Linked DNA regions of Homo sapiens: all the other regions are linked to region 2. Evidence: chromatin loops called from intact Hi-C (ENCODE). Cell type or tissue: heart right ventricle. All regions are shown on one strand.

Evidence for each region. A loop is a pair of places that touch in the nucleus more often than their neighbours do. Peaks named below come from ENCODE experiments on the same cell type or tissue, not always from the same donor. Only the 100,000 strongest peaks of a DNase experiment are listed, where the experiment ranks them.
Region 1: a loop joins it to region 2, with 4 times the contacts of the local background. A loop is called at or near these places in 19 of 110 quality-filtered maps.
Region 3: it touches region 2 in a loop (11-fold over the local background); 19 of 110 quality-filtered maps call a loop at or near these places.

The regions. Positions count from the first base shown.
Region 1 is chr9:107,585,107-107,590,106 of GRCh38, forward strand. It overlaps LOC105376205 (a long non-coding RNA gene), which reads left to right. Exons shown (of 9, transcript XR_930217.2): 4 at 973-1,071. Among named protein-coding and RNA genes, the nearest start is that of KLF4, 98 kb to the left of the region's middle. RefSeq lists enhancers at 2,245-2,770, 2,771-3,295. In heart right ventricle, no CTCF peak of the experiment used is centred here; a DNase peak (open chromatin) is centred at 2,595; H3K4me3 peaks cover 998 bases; H3K27ac peaks cover 3,270 bases.
Region 2 is chr9:107,481,323-107,486,322 of GRCh38, forward strand. KLF4 (KLF transcription factor 4) reads right to left here. Exons shown (of 5, transcript NM_004235.6): 5 at 3,530-4,604. The coding sequence ends at 4,429. Among named protein-coding and RNA genes, the nearest start is that of KLF4, 5.9 kb to the right of the region's middle. In heart right ventricle, a CTCF peak has its summit at 2,994; no DNase peak of the experiment used is centred here; H3K4me3 peaks cover 2,307 bases; H3K27ac peaks cover 2,703 bases.
Region 3 is chr9:107,575,096-107,580,095 of GRCh38, forward strand. LOC105376205 (a long non-coding RNA gene) reads left to right here. Exons shown (of 9, transcript XR_930217.2): 3 at 812-1,003. Among named protein-coding and RNA genes, the nearest start is that of KLF4, 88 kb to the left of the region's middle. In heart right ventricle, no CTCF peak of the experiment used is centred here; a DNase peak (open chromatin) is centred at 2,185; H3K27ac peaks cover 1,869 bases.

The sequences.
Region 1 (5,000 bases), 100 kb after region 2:
GTCTTGGAAAGTTTAAGGTTATGTCACTGCTGATACTAAGTGGTGACCACGGGCAAGTCACTGGCCTTTTATGGACCACAATTCTTTCATTTTAAAGCTGGGGAGACCCATATCTATCTTCCCCTTTCATGGGGTTGTTGGATATTTCAAAGCCACTAGAAAGCTCTTTCTAGAAGACACATGAACTTTAAAAGGCCAGTTGAAAGGTCCAACCCTCTGGCTCACTCACTGTCCAAAATGGGATACACCTCTGAGAGACGAGCCCATTTAAGGTCGCCTCTCTGCATTTGTCGTCTGTGAATGCCTGGGTCCTGGGATGCAGTGCCTGGATTCCTGGAAGGGCATTCTTAGAGAAAGCAGCCTGTGCAAAGAGCTGAGGTTGAGAGAGCACGTAGCATTTGGGAAACTGCAAGGGCTTCTATGGCTGGACTAGGGAGGGTGGGAAAGTGGTGAGAATTGAGGCTGAGAGAGAGCAGGGCCTGGTTTCATTTATTTATTTATCCATTCGTGATATCTATTGAGGGCTCTCTGAGCTGGACTCTGGACCAGGACAGGAATCAGGCTCTTGTCCTTGTGAACTCCATGTGTCTTGACATGCTAAAGTGCTTGGGCTTTAATGTGAGGACAATGAGAAGGCAGTGAAGGCATTTCTAGTAAGGACGATGCTGATGAGACTAATTTCCCTGCTGCTGCTAACAGCCAGTGTTCATCAGGTGCAAGGCATTTCTTCATTAACTCATAATGCACTCAACAGCCATTGTAAGTGGGATAGATGTTATTCTCATTTTAAGGTGAAGAAGCCATGAGAAGACTAAGTTCGGCGATGTTAAGTAACTGACCCAAAGTATACACAGGTGGTCTGTTGTTGACCCAGACTTCAACCCAGGCTATCTGACTCTAGGGGCCACTCTCTTAACCCCGCCCTTCTCCTCAGTGGTCGGAGCTGAAGTATTATCTTGCTTGATTTTTCAGTTTACCTTTTTGAGAGTTAAATCTGTGTGGAGGAGGAAAGGAGGAGAGACTAGAAGCGGAGAGGCCCTTTGGAGGCTCTGGTTCAGGCAAAAAAGGATGGTGAGTTTAATCTTGGGAGGGGGGGTGACTTTGAAATTTGGCAAGTTCAAGAGGCTTTAGGAAATTAGAATGAATAGTACATTGATCCATTCACTCAGCAGCTACTATCTGTCTGTTTAGAGGCAGGATCTTGCTCTGTCATCCAGGCTGGAGTGCAGTGGTACAATTATGGTTCACTATAACCTCAATTTCCTGGGTGCAAGTGATCCTCCTGCCTCAGCCTCCCAAGTAGCTGGGAATACAGTGCGTGTCACTACTAAAAATTTTTATAGAGATGGGTTCTGTCTATGTTGCCCAGGCTGGTCTTGAACTCCTGGCTTCAAGTGATTCTCCTGCCTTGGCCTCCCAAAGTGTTGGGATTACAGGTATAAGCCGCCATGCCTAGCCATCTGTTTATTGAGCAGCTAAGATGTGCCAGGCCCAGAAATGGCCAGGCCTGGGTTGGGGGGTGGCCCAGAAAGATTGCTGGTCTGTGAGTGAGAGGGGTGAGTCAAAAGTGACCTCACCAGATAAGGAGAGTTCTTCCTGAAATGAAGGTGCAGCCCACACCACTGCCTGAGGCAGAAGGAGTTAAGGGGAGCCTCCTGGAAGGGTCCCATCCTGCAGGTGAGAAGCGAGGGCCATCTGCAAGTGGGGCCGCCTGTAGTTTCCACCTGGCTGTGATGGGTTCCTTTTTGGCTCAAGTTGAGGTTTGCTTTGGCATGATTCCTCATTAATTACCCTTGGAGGTAATTCTGCAAATGCCAGTAATGACCAGTAGTTAATCTCTCTCTCTCCTGCTTGCCTCGCTTCTTCACTTGTTTTTTTCTTTAATGGGCCATCCAACCTTGTTGGAATGTTTACCAAAGCAGGATAGTTAGAGATGTAAATAAATGAATTTACCTTGTCTAAAGGATCTGGAGATAGAATTAAGGTGAGAGGAGTAATTTACAGGTGAATAATTACTTGGAAACCTCAGCAGAGAGACTGCTGGCGTTCTCTAATTATTTCTCTTCTCCCAATTTTCTCTTCTTTGAACTGCCAGCACGGGGGTGTACAGGGGTGGCATGGGGGGCTGGAGATGTTATTCTGGATTTCCCCTTGTGATTGTGAAATTCCTTCTGGGGAGGGCCTTGCCAGGATGTAGGGTTGTGACTTGCATGGCACTTTCACACCATGACTTCATTCAGATCCTCTGTGAGCGCTCTAGGTGGATGGTATGGCTAGCCACATTTATGGATGGAGAAATTGAGGTTCCTATATGTGAAGTCATTCCCCACAAGCCACACCACGGATCAGTTGCGTATTGTGGCTCAGACCCAGGTTTCTGACACTCCCCCCGCCCTACAGCTGCCTATAGGGCTTCCTCACCTGCCAGGCTGCCTTCTCCCTTCCCCAGGCAGACCCTTGACCCCTCCCAAACACCCCAGGCCGCGTGGAGCCAAAACGTTCTTTGGCGAACAACCTGCTCCGTCTTCCCTGTAAGCTAGTGGCCGCGCCCCTTCCTTACGCAGCTCATTTTCCATTTTAAGATTTCCTGTTTGAACTAAAGGGCAAAGATCTCAGCAGTATCAGCCTGGAGCCGGGCTTCTGTGTGTATAAAGGGGAGCCCTGGTCCCTGCCCTCTGTTTGTCCACTGGCCTTATCGACGGAGCCCAAGTCCCAAGTTCAGAGGCTTCAGTTCCTTCCCGATTTGCTGGGTAAAGTCCGGCCCTTCCGTGCGGGCGGCCAGGGCGGGTGGCCAGCCTGGAGCCAGCGGTCATTTATGGCCGGGCAGCGCTTCCGTCCTGCCTGGCAAGCCACTGGCTGCCGCTGACAGACGGACGGACGATGGAGAGACAAGGGCTCTTGGGGGTGCTTTCTCTTTCCCGTCCTTCCCTTTGTCCTCGGCTGAGGGCTGAACTCCTCTGGGGCTCTGCTGGCCTGGCAGCCATATGTCCCTGTAAATAGGGACAGACAGGGAGGAGGTCTGGGTTCCCTGAAGCCTCCTTGAAATTACATCTTCTTATGGGGTCGATTTGGCTCTCCAGGCCAGCATATACACTCACACTCACACACATATTCATGCTCAAGCACACACTCCCGGATAAAAACCGAGGCTCTCTATAGCTGAGTCCTTTCTCAGAGACACTGAGCTGGTGCCATTTTTATGGGGGATAATAAGAACTGTATCTTGGGAAGAACAGCACGTTAGTTCCAAGGTCCTTTCATCTCCTATGTCTCATCTGATCTGGAGGAAAATCAGGAGTCATCCAGATAGTTATCACCTGCATTTTACAGATGAGAGAAACTGAGAATCGGTGCCTTCATTTAATCATCCCTTTATTCAACGGGAGTTCCTAGGGAGCTTGCATCCACCAGGTGCTAAGGATTAAGAGGTGAAGTAGGTACAGTCCCTCTTCAGGTTGCTCAGGAAGTCAGTGATTGCAAGGCGGGGCACCAAATGCCCGAAGCAGCACCCTGGGGTGCCATGGGAGGCGGGAGTCAGGGCATGGGTTGGGGCTGGGGAAATGCTCCCATAAGGTTTGTCCAAAACCCCTGTGAAGCACAAGGAGACCCGGAGAAGGGCTGTAGCTCTTGATGGTGTGCACAGGACACATCCTACCTTTGAGTCTAGGCACAAATTGTGCATGAGGCTCTCTCTGTAGTGAAAGTCAGCCCTAGAGACACAGTGGAGAGGCTTCCTCTATTTGTGAACTGCTTTATCTCCAGGGCCTTAAATGGAGCACTCGATAAATATTTGCTGTTGAATGGACGCATACTACATACACACGTGCACACACAGTGCATGCCACTCTATCTCAGAGCTATAGAACCTACAACCTGAAGGAAGCTTCTAGAATAGTGCAGATTGATGGCTGGGGGCAGATCCAGAGTCAGAGCCATGGTGACCTGATTCTGGATCTCATATGCATGCCCTGAAGACCATGGGACTAGGTATTGAGGCACCCAAGTTCTGGTCTCCTTTACAATAGCTTTCAACTTTGTGTGACCTAATTTTTTTCCATTGCAAAGTAAGGAGGCCCTGTTGGCTGACCTCAGAAAGCCCCTTTTTCTGCTCTAACATTTGGTTAGTCTGGGAATGGGCAAATGGTACTAGGCAGGAATTTCTCCAAGCTGAGGAGAGTCCTTCTCTTTCCAGCCTGATATAGCAGGCTTCTGTCTGTTCTCCCTTGCCAACCCTCGTTGCCAGAAAAATGTAGGCCCCGTGGTCACTGCTGCTGGCCCTCTGGGCTCCTGTCTGCCTTCCCTGCTGCCTGCTGGCATGCAGGGGTGAGGGGCTATCATGTGGCTATTCTCCCACCCCCAGGCCCAGCCTCCCCATTCACTTCATCAGAACAAGGTGTCTGGGAACTGAGGAGTCTAGGGGTGACAGGGTGTCACTAGGCTCTTCCAGGCTGTGGTCAGCCCAGAGCCCCACAGCCCCAGAGCCTGTGCAGAGTCCTGCCTGGGGACTGTCCCATCTGGCCTGCCCTTCCGCCTTCCCTCTCATGGCTGCCGATGTGTGGTCTGCAGTAAATTTCTCTTGAGGCTCAGAGACTTCAGCAATGGCTATGAAAGATGTGGAGTCCCCAGTGTGCCCTCAGCCTGCAGCCATCATCTTTTCTGGGAAGTGGCACTTCAAGAGGTCATGGGGAAAAACTGTCTCCATCAGACCTCCCCACCGGGCAGCCTCTCCCACTTTGAGCCTTTCCCAATGGCATCCATGCCCCTTCCACATGATTTACCTCCCCTCCCCCACGGTGTTGTCCTTTTCTATCCCCTCTCTCTGGGAGGGAACACGGGACAGTGGAACTTGAAGTTGGAAAGACCGGGGAGTCTTTAAATCCCAGCCCTGCTGCAAATCAGCAGTATGACTTGAGCCTCAGGTTTTTCATCTATAAAATAATTACTTTTTCCCAGGCTTGTTAGGAAGATTCTATGAGATTATAGTGCATTAAAGCTCCAGG
Region 2 (5,000 bases):
AGATAAAACGCAATATGTAATAAAATCATGAATAAAATGATAAGAATAATACATAAAGTAAAAGGGTTTATGTGGGACTGGGTGGCATTCATGTCTGTATGAGAGACAGGGAAATAAATGGACAAGAGTGGGTGAGGGAGTATCTAGGCTACAAATCCATCTATGTATGTATGTTGTGTTGAATGGAGCTTCAGAAGCCAGAACATTTAATAGGACAGGTGGCTGATACAGGCTGCTAAATTTAGATACTCCCATTTGTTGAAGTACAACAGGTACCACCACTGCTTGTTTTAATATTTTCTCTGTGGACTTGCTTCTGTAGCATAAAGACTACCTCCCCTGGGCTTCCTTATATGGAAATAAATTATATGTAAAAATTATCAATCTCCAACTGTGAAGAGCATTTCATGTTTCTAAAAATTGTAACACTTTTTCATTGATTTTTTTTTTTTTGATAGAGATGAGGTCTTGCTATGTTTCCCAGGCTGCTCTCAAACTCTTGGCCTCAAGCAGTCCTCCCACCTCAACCTCACAAAGTGTTGGGATTACAGGTGTGAGCCACCACACCCGGCCTGGAACAATTTTTGGAAGAAAAAGAAATATTCCTCATGACCATCCTACTTGAGATAGTGAAAGCATCTGTTTTGTTTTACAAACTGAAACAGGATAGCAAGAGTCAAATACGTTTTCAGGCAGAAAGAATTTTATCAGAAGAGACATTTTGCTGGAAAATAGGTGGACTGAAAGTCTGTTGATGTGTGTAGGAAACATCATTGTTAATCCTTTGTGTGTGTAGGCACACAAGTTAAAATAAGAAACAGTAAAATTAAGTGTCATAAGGAAAATATAATAAGCAGGCATCACAATTATTAGGTACTCTTTATTGTATAGTGTATAAACGGCTCTGTAACACCATAATGACAGCACACCTAGGAGCCCACAGCTGATAGGTCCCAGAGTAAATAATTTAGCTATTGGCGTATGTCGAATAGTATTTTGTTTGGTCACAGTTTTGGGAAATCTTCCTCATTCATTTTAGATATTGAAGCTTTCTTTTTCAGGCTAGAAAAAGTTAATGTAGGCTGGGTGCTATGGCTCATGCCTGTAATCCCAGCACTTTGGGAGGCCGAGGCAGGAGGATTGCTTGAGCTCAGGAGTTCGAGACCAAACCTGGGCGACATAGTGAGACCCTGCCTCTATAAAATTTTTTAAAATTAAATTAAAAATTAAAAAAATAGGGGTTGGGGAGAGGGAGCATCAGTTAGAATAGCTAATGGATGCTGGGTTTAATATCTAGGTGCAACAAACCACCATGGCACATGTTTGCCTATGTAACAAACCTTCACATCCTGCACATGTACCCTGAACTTAAAAGCTGAAGAAAAAGAATTAAATAAAAATTAAGAATAAAGAAAAAGTTAACGTAGAGGAATGTTAATCTATGACATCAGAAAATTTTAAATAAATTTAAAATTCTTGATAGTTTATGCATGTTTCTTCTATTCGAGATAATATGCACTTAGCAAATATAAAGATGGCATTTTTCAGTCATTTTCATACACCGTGTGCCAAAAGATTCTGTATAACAGAGGTGGATTACAAAAGCAACCAACCACAATTTAACAGAAATTTAAGAAATTTAAACTTAAAGAAATCTAAACATAATTTACAGAATAATGTGTTCTAATGAGGGCTTTTTGTTTAAATAATTTTAATTGTTCTTTATATCTTCATTCTTATGAAAAAGTTTTTCAAACTTACTATAGCTGTTTTAGAATATTTGAAAACTTCAAAAAAGAAAATTTAGGCTGGGCACGGTGGCTTATGCCTGTAATCCCAGCACTTTGGGAGGCCTAGGTGGACGGATCACTTGAGGTCAGCAGTTCGAAACCAGCCTGGCCAACATGGTGAGACCCTGTCTCTACTGAATATACAAAAATTCGTCGGGTGTGGTGGTGGGCGCCTGTAATCCCAGCTACTCAGGAGGCTGAGGCAGGAGAATCGTTTGAACCTGTGAAGTGGAGATTGCAGTGAGCCGAGATCACACCACTGCACTCCAGCCTTGGTGACAAGCAAGAATCCATCTCAAAAAAAAAGAAAAGAAAATTAAAACTGAGAAAACCAGTATGAATATTTTGGCAGTTCCTTCTAGGGTTTTCTCTTAATTTCCTTTTGTTTCTCTCTCTCTCCTTCAAAGCACACATACACTTAAATGTACACAGTTGAATTGGTACTGTTGATAGTCTTATATCCTGCTTTTTCCACTTAACATTACTATGAGCATTTTTCCATGTCATTAAATATGCTTTGAATATGTTCTTGGCCACATAAAATTCCATCCTATTGATGCACCTGTTTTCTTTTAAGCAGAGACACATGCTATGCTTTCCAGTCATGGTGGACTCTCAAAAGCCAAAGAAAATACCTTGTGCTGATCTACCATAAGCCTCTTATAAACATCCATTTTTTATTTCATTTATTACATGTACCCATGGTACAAACGCACCTCTGGACACTAGATACAATCAATAGTTAATAAGCACTCTAAAAAAAATGCCAGTGAGCAGTGAGCTCTGTCCCCTTGATGATGTTTAGTCACCCACATCACTATTACAAGTATATAAGGTGTCAACAAGTGTCACAAATGCTTTTTCCATTTTGCGATAGCCCCAAATGAATTTCAATCTTTCAGGCACCCATCTCAAGAACTTCAGATTCTAACAGGGCAGTTTTGAGTTTTAATATTAAAACTTCTAATATAAACGCTACAAACTTACCATAACACCATCTTACTTTACACTTAGTTTTATGAATTTGAATAATTTTTAAATTATTTTATTTCAGTTTGTTTTCCCACCTTCAGTCAGGGGAACTGATTTAGCTTTAAAACAATCTGCCAGAAACTTTGGTTCTGACCTCTTTAAGGCTGTAACTAGTAGAAGTGATGTATCTTTAACACACACCAAGCATAAATGAACCCTTTAATCCTCAGGAGGGCACTGTGGAACTACGTTCTTAGGGTTGTCTGCTGTAGGAAGGTTCTTTTGTTACTCAGATGTGAGGGGTGCTGGGACAGGCCTCCACAGAAAACTTTTTTATTTTTATTTACTTTAAAAGACAAACCATAAAGATTTTTTTCAAATATGAAACTGAAATGTATATATTTCATAAATATTTTCATACTAAACTGAGCAAATTTAAGGATGATTAAGCTGTTTCTACTGGGAAAATCATAGGTAAGGAAACTGCTTTCACGTAGCTTTACGTACATTTGGAAAGAGCAAACCTGAACTGGGTTTTTAATCTTGTAATTTTTAAACGTACAATAATCAAGAGTTCTCAGCCCTATATTGATAGTATTTATGGTAAAACTAAATAGTTTTTTTTTAATAAAAAAAGGTATTTTAATTTGTTGACATAAAGTTGGCTTTTTTGTGCGTGCTTCTTACATGCCTTATTAACCCGGTGTGTTTAAACCAAACACTGTTCATATTTTTCCAGGAGGAAAACAAAACAATAAAAAACATTATTCAGATAAAATATTATAGGTTTATTTAAAACTTAATTCTCACCTTGAGTATGCAAAATACAAACTCCACAAAATGTTCATTTTACTTTGTAGTTTACAAATATACAAAATAGACGTTTGCTTAAATTTATATTACATATTTATTAAGGCAAGGAACTATATAGAAAAACACATTTGTTCTGCTTAAGGCATACTTGGGAATAAACCATTGTACAAATTATTGCACATCTGAAACCACAGTGCATAACAGACTGTCTGCATAAAAATGCTAAAGAAGTAAACCAGGTATATTACCTGACTTAGGTCATAAATGTTGATCGGAAGACAAATATAGATTTTCCTTGTCAAAGTATGCAGCAGTTTGAAAACTTTGGCTTCCTTGTTTGGTACCTTTAGAACCAAGACTCACCAAGCACCATCATTTAGGCTATTTAAACATGTTTTCTGTACCTGAATTTCTTCCTCTTCTTCTAACATCATAATAATGGCTTTTAGAAGGTAAAGAGAATACAAGGTGATCTTTTATGCTTATATTGCATCAATACACAATTCAAGGGAATTCTGGTCTTCCCTCCCCCAACTCACGGATATAATTTATACCCTGATATCCACAACTTCCAGTCACCCCCTTGGCATTTTGTAAGTCCAGGAATATTCAAGTCGGATTTAGAATTGGAATGATAGAAGATCCAGTCACAGACCCCATCTGTTCTTTGATTTTTGTCTTTTGGATTCCTCATTTTTCCTGATTATCCACTCACAAGATGACTCAGTTGGGAACTTGACCATGATTGTAGTGCTTTCTGGCTGGGCTCCTTCCCTCATCGGGAAGACAGTGTGAAAAGTAAAAAATACTGAATTCTCTTCTGGCAGTGTGGGTCATATCCACTGTCTGGGATTTAAAAATGCCTCTTCATGTGTAAGGCGAGGTGGTCCGACCTGGAAAATGCTCGGTCGCATTTTTGGCACTGGAACGGGCGGTGCCCCGTGTGTTTACGGTAGTGCCTGGTCAGTTCATCTGAGCGGGCGAATTTCCATCCACAGCCGTCCCAGTCACAGTGGTAAGGTTTCTCACCTGTAAAGGTAAAAGAAAAAAAAAATTGACGCTATTGCTATATCAAAGAATCGCCCCTTTTAAAAACTGAAGGCCAGATAGTAAACCAACTCTGACCCTATCCTAAAGAAATCCAGGAATGTCTTTATACCACTGAAGGGGTGTATTGAATTCCATATCATAAACAGAAATACATTCCGTGCTTAAGTATTTGGTCTTGTTTTTAGGGGGTCAGTTAAGCACACAACCACCACCTACACCTATACTAATGTTTCACCAAAAACACACAAACACCACCTAAACCTATACTAATGTTTCATTTGAGTCAAGGCATCTCAGTGGTGGAAATGAAATTTGGAAATTGTGATTGGTAGTGTGCCCAAACCATGCAATCTTATTCCTACTACGACTGGGGAT
Region 3 (5,000 bases), 94 kb after region 2:
CCCAGAGTTTCTGATTCAGCAGCCCCAGAGTGGGGCCTGAGAATGTGCATTTCCAACAGGTTTCCAGGGATGCTGATGCTGACAGTTAGGGAACCAGTCTTTGTGACCATTGATTGAGCAGATGAGTAAAGTCATCAAACATTCATTCAACAAACATTTTAAAATTAGTAGTCTGTGAGAGGTATTGCTTCAGCATTGGGGATACAGCAGTGAACAAGACAAGTGAAGGCCCCTCCTTCAGTGAAGCTTCCAGCATGGACATAAATAACGGACATGGTGGGTGACTCAGGGATCTGAAGCTGACCTGATCAATAATATCCCACTGTCAGCTCTGCGATTTTGATAGCTACAGAGATTACCATCTTTTGGCATCCCAAATTATTTCTATTCCCTAAAAGAAAAATCTGTCCAAAGGGATATGCCATTTAATGAGAACCTACTATGTGATAGAATTTGTGCCAAGGGTTTTGCAAATATATTTGCATTGCATTCTGACAACATGAGAAGCACCACTGCCTGCTTTTTTATAGCAGAGGTGACTGAGTTTCAGAGAGGCTGGTTAAATACCTTGCCCATATTTCTACAAACTAGTTTATGGTGCAGCTATGATTTATCCATGGTCTTTTTGTTGGTTCATGGTATTTCCTCGATCTGGTCCTCTTAGCAACATTCCCCTACTCCTCCATTTTTTCTAATTAACTCCTCTTAATCACTCTTTGGATTCCTAAACAAGTATTGATTTTTCAGGAAAGGATTTCTTGACTTTCTGGGTAAGTTTCAGTGGTATACTGATCTCTTATTTAATTTGCAGCGAAGGTCATATGATAGCTGCTTAATAAAATTTGCTGATCGAATGAAGGAGCTAATGAATTCAATAAAATCAGGGAAGGCTTCTTGGAGGAGGAGCACCTTGCTCCAGTGGGCTGAGAAGACATTCCATGAGACCAGAGCAAGGAGAGGAGTGGCCTGGCAGCTGAAGCCAGAGACAGACTTGAACCTGGAGGTATGAAAGCCTGTGTGGGGGATCAGGTAGTCTGTACAATCTTGGGGCTTGGTAGGTTTCAAGTGGAGGCCACACTGCGGGGAGATTGTAGGGGTTGACAGGGAATTCTGATTAAGCTATTTCAGGAAATAGCCCCGGAATATTTGAGGGCAGCCAAACCACATGTATTATTTGTTTCTGTTTCAGAGGAAAAGCTCAACAATTTAGGGTTCTGTGATAGGTGCATGGGGAAGGGGGTAGGGAGGAGGAAACATTGTTAAGGTTCAAGCTCCAAAACTGTATTCCTGGGACCTAGAGTCCTAGCTCTGCCCCTTCAGAGCATGTGATTAAGGCCAGGCATGGTGACTCATGCCTGTAATCCCAGCACTTTGGGAGGCCGAGGCAGGTGGATCACAAGGTCAGGAGTTCGAGACCAGCCTGGCTAACACGGTGAAGCCCCGTCTCTACTAAAAATACAAAAAAATTTAGCCGGGTGTGGTGGTGGGCACCTGTAGTCCCAGCTACTCGGGAGGCTGAGGCAGGAGAATGGCGTGAACCCGGGTGGCGGAGCTTGCAGTGAGCTGAGATCGCGCCACTGCACTCCAGCCTGGGTGAGTAAGCAAGATTCCGTCTCAAAAAAAAAAAAAAAAAAAAAAAAAAAGAGCACGTGATGATGGGAAAGTCACCTAACCACTCTGAAACTCAATTTCCTTCTATGAAAAATAGATTTTTAAAAATCACTAATTTATTGCATTTTGGTGAGGATTAAATGAGATAATATAGCATTGATGTACCCAGGATGACGTCTGGCACCTGACAAGCATGACAAATAGTAGCTATTGCCATGAAGATGAGTTTCCTCTTGTCTCTCCTTTCCTTCTCTCTTCTCTCCCTCTTCTTCCTTTCTTCACACATGCCCATGAGAAGATTTATAAGGGGTTCTGAGCAGAGCCCTGGAACTGGTTCTTGGCATCTACGCAGATGGGACATCACAGAGGGGCTAAAGGACGGAGCCTAGGGCAGCAGGGTGAGGCTCAAGGTAAAGCCGGTCATAGCCCGGGGCATCCAGATCATTCACCTTTTGGCATCCCAGTTTCTGCATCCGCATCAGGGTCACCATAATCCCAGCTGATCATTATTGCTACTATTATTGTCTCACTGCCTCAAATTCCTAATCTCCTCCCAGGAAATAATGTAGCAACTACTGAGGCCAGCAAGGGGCTGAGTCCAAATCAGATGAATACCATAGAACATGCTAATCTGAAGGGAAGTTCCTGCCTGGAGTAGAGGCCGCATTGCACTCACCTCCACACGAAACCAAAACAAAAAAATCAAGAGAAACAAATGATGCTTAAAACAGGAAAATCTTTCAGAGTTCACTTGGCTGCAGAGTCTTGTAGGGGACAGAATTACGGTAAATCTAAAAATAATGCCTTGTGTGCTTTTTCATTAAATGCACAAAAGTTTTCTCTTTTCTACTTGCCCAGGGAACAATATAATCCAACAAGCATACTTTGCCTGGTTTCTTTGCGTAGGACCCAGAAAAGCTCAGGGGAGAAAGAGTTCCTGAGATTGTAGTTTGTTGCTTGAAGATCAAACCCAGAGAAAGTTATTTTTATACCTAGTCTTTTTTTTTTTTCCTTCTCCTTTCAACTGTGTGGTATTTATCCTAGAATTAGGGGGTTGGTCTTGTTAAACAAAATATTTTTTTCCTTGATTTTAAAAGGAGTACATGTTCATTATAGAAAATTAGAGACTACTAAAAAAAAAGAAGAAAATGACATCTGTCACTCAAAGCTAGCCATGGTTAATGCTTCATGACTTTTTTTCTTCTAGACTTTTTTTTTTTTTACTATGCTTCTTTCATTTATTTTTATTTTTGAGATGGAGTCTCACTCTGTCACCCAGGCTGGAGTGCAGTGGCATGATCTAGGCTCACTGTAACCTCCGCCCCAATGGGCTCAAGTGATTCTCATGCCTTAGTCTCCCGAGTAGCTGGGATTACAGGTGTGCGCCACCATGCCTGGCTAATTTTTGTATTTTTAGTAGAGACGGGATTTCACCGTGTTGGCCAGGCTGGTCTGGAACTCCTGACCTCAGGTAATTCGCCCACCTTGGCCTCCCAAAGTGCTGGGATTACAGGCGTGAGCCACTGCACCTGGCCAATGCTGAGTATTGTCAGACTTGTCAATTTTTGCCTTTCTGGTGGATGAAAATGATATATCTTTATTTTAGTTTTCATTTTCTTGATTTGTTAATAAAGTTGAATGCCTTTTTAAAAAATCTTTTGCTATTTAAATTTTCCCCTTTTTTGAAATGTCTCTAGTGTCTTTTGCCCATTTTTCTGGCAGGCTGTTTATCTTTTTTTTTTAGGAATTCTTTATGTACTCCATGTATTATTCCTCAGTCAGTATTGTCAGTATTTTCTATCAGTTTTGGCCTTGTTTTTTCACTTTTCTTTTTTTTTTTTTTTTTAAAAAATACAACTTTATTTCTTTTACAGATGAGGTCTTGCTCCATCACCCAGGCTGGAGTGCAGTGGTATGATCATAGCTCGCTGCAGCCTCCAACTCCTAGGCTCAAGCAATCCTCCCACCTCAGCCTCCTGAGTAGCTAGGACTACAGGTGCATGTCACCATGCCTGGCTAATTTTTTTTTTTTTTGGTAGAGATAGGGTCTTGCCATGTTGCCCAGGCTGGTCTCAAACTCCTGGGCTCAAGTGACCTGCCTGCCTCGGCCTCCCAAAGTGCTGAAATTACAGGCTTGAGCCACTGCACTGAATCACATTTTTGAATTTATTAGTTTGATGAAGGTTTATGCTTTTTTGGAGTGTCTTATTTAAGAAATCTTTCCTTACCCTGAAGTTATCAATATCTTCTATATTTTTCCCCCAAATTTAAAGTTATGCTTTTTATTTCAGTCACTATAATACCTGAACCTGATGTGTGTTTGTGTGTTTGTGTGTGTGTGTGTGTGTGTGTGTATGTCTGTGTTGATAAAGTAGGGATCAAAATTTTATTATATCTTCCATCTGAATAACTGGTTGTCCATAACCATTTATTGAATAGTCCATCTTTAACCACCACCAACACACAATGCAAACTCTTTCCTATCATAGATATTTATAAATGCATGGGTCCATGGATCTGTTTCTGGGCTTAATTCTCCCCCAATTAGTGTATATCTCTCTCCACATATCAATACTATACTATCTTAGTATTTATAATTTTATAACAAATTTTGATATTTCACAGAGCAAGTTTACCTACTTTGTTATTCTCCCTCAAAATTGTCTAAATTACAATCACAATTTATATTGATTGTTTAAATTATTTGCCATTTGCTCTTGATCATTCATTTCAAATTAGGTGTTCAAGTTCCTTGGAAAACTCTGCTGATATTTTCATTTCAATTGGATTGAATTTGCAGATCAGTCTAGGAACAGTTGACATCTATATACCAAAACTTCCTATTCATGAACAGAGTTCCTCTCTCTTCTTCCATTTGTGTCTTTAAAAATGTCATTTAACAAGTTTTATAATTTTCTCCACAGAGGTCTTGCACATTTTTTACTAGAATTATTTTTGTTGCCATAATAAGTTTTTGGTTTTTTTTGTTTGTTTGTTTTGTTTTTTGATACAGAGTCTTGCTCTGTCACTCAAGCTGGAGTTGCAGTGGTGTGACCTGGGCTCGATGCAACCTCTGCCTCCTGGGTTCGAGCAATTCCTATGCCTCAGTCTCCCAAGTAGCTAGAATTACATGCGTGTGCCACCATGTCCGGCTAATTTTTGTATTTTTTTTTTTTTTTTAGTAGAGACAGCATTTTACCATGTTATCCAGGCTAGTCTCAAACTCCTAGCCTCAAATGATCTGCCTGCCTCGGCCTTCCAGAGTGCTGGGATTACAGGCTTGAGCCACTGCGCCTGGCTAGTAAGTTGTATTTTTAAAATTACACTTTTAACTGATGGTTATTTGGTTGTAAAAACGTAATTGAGTTTCATTTACTGATAACAATCTT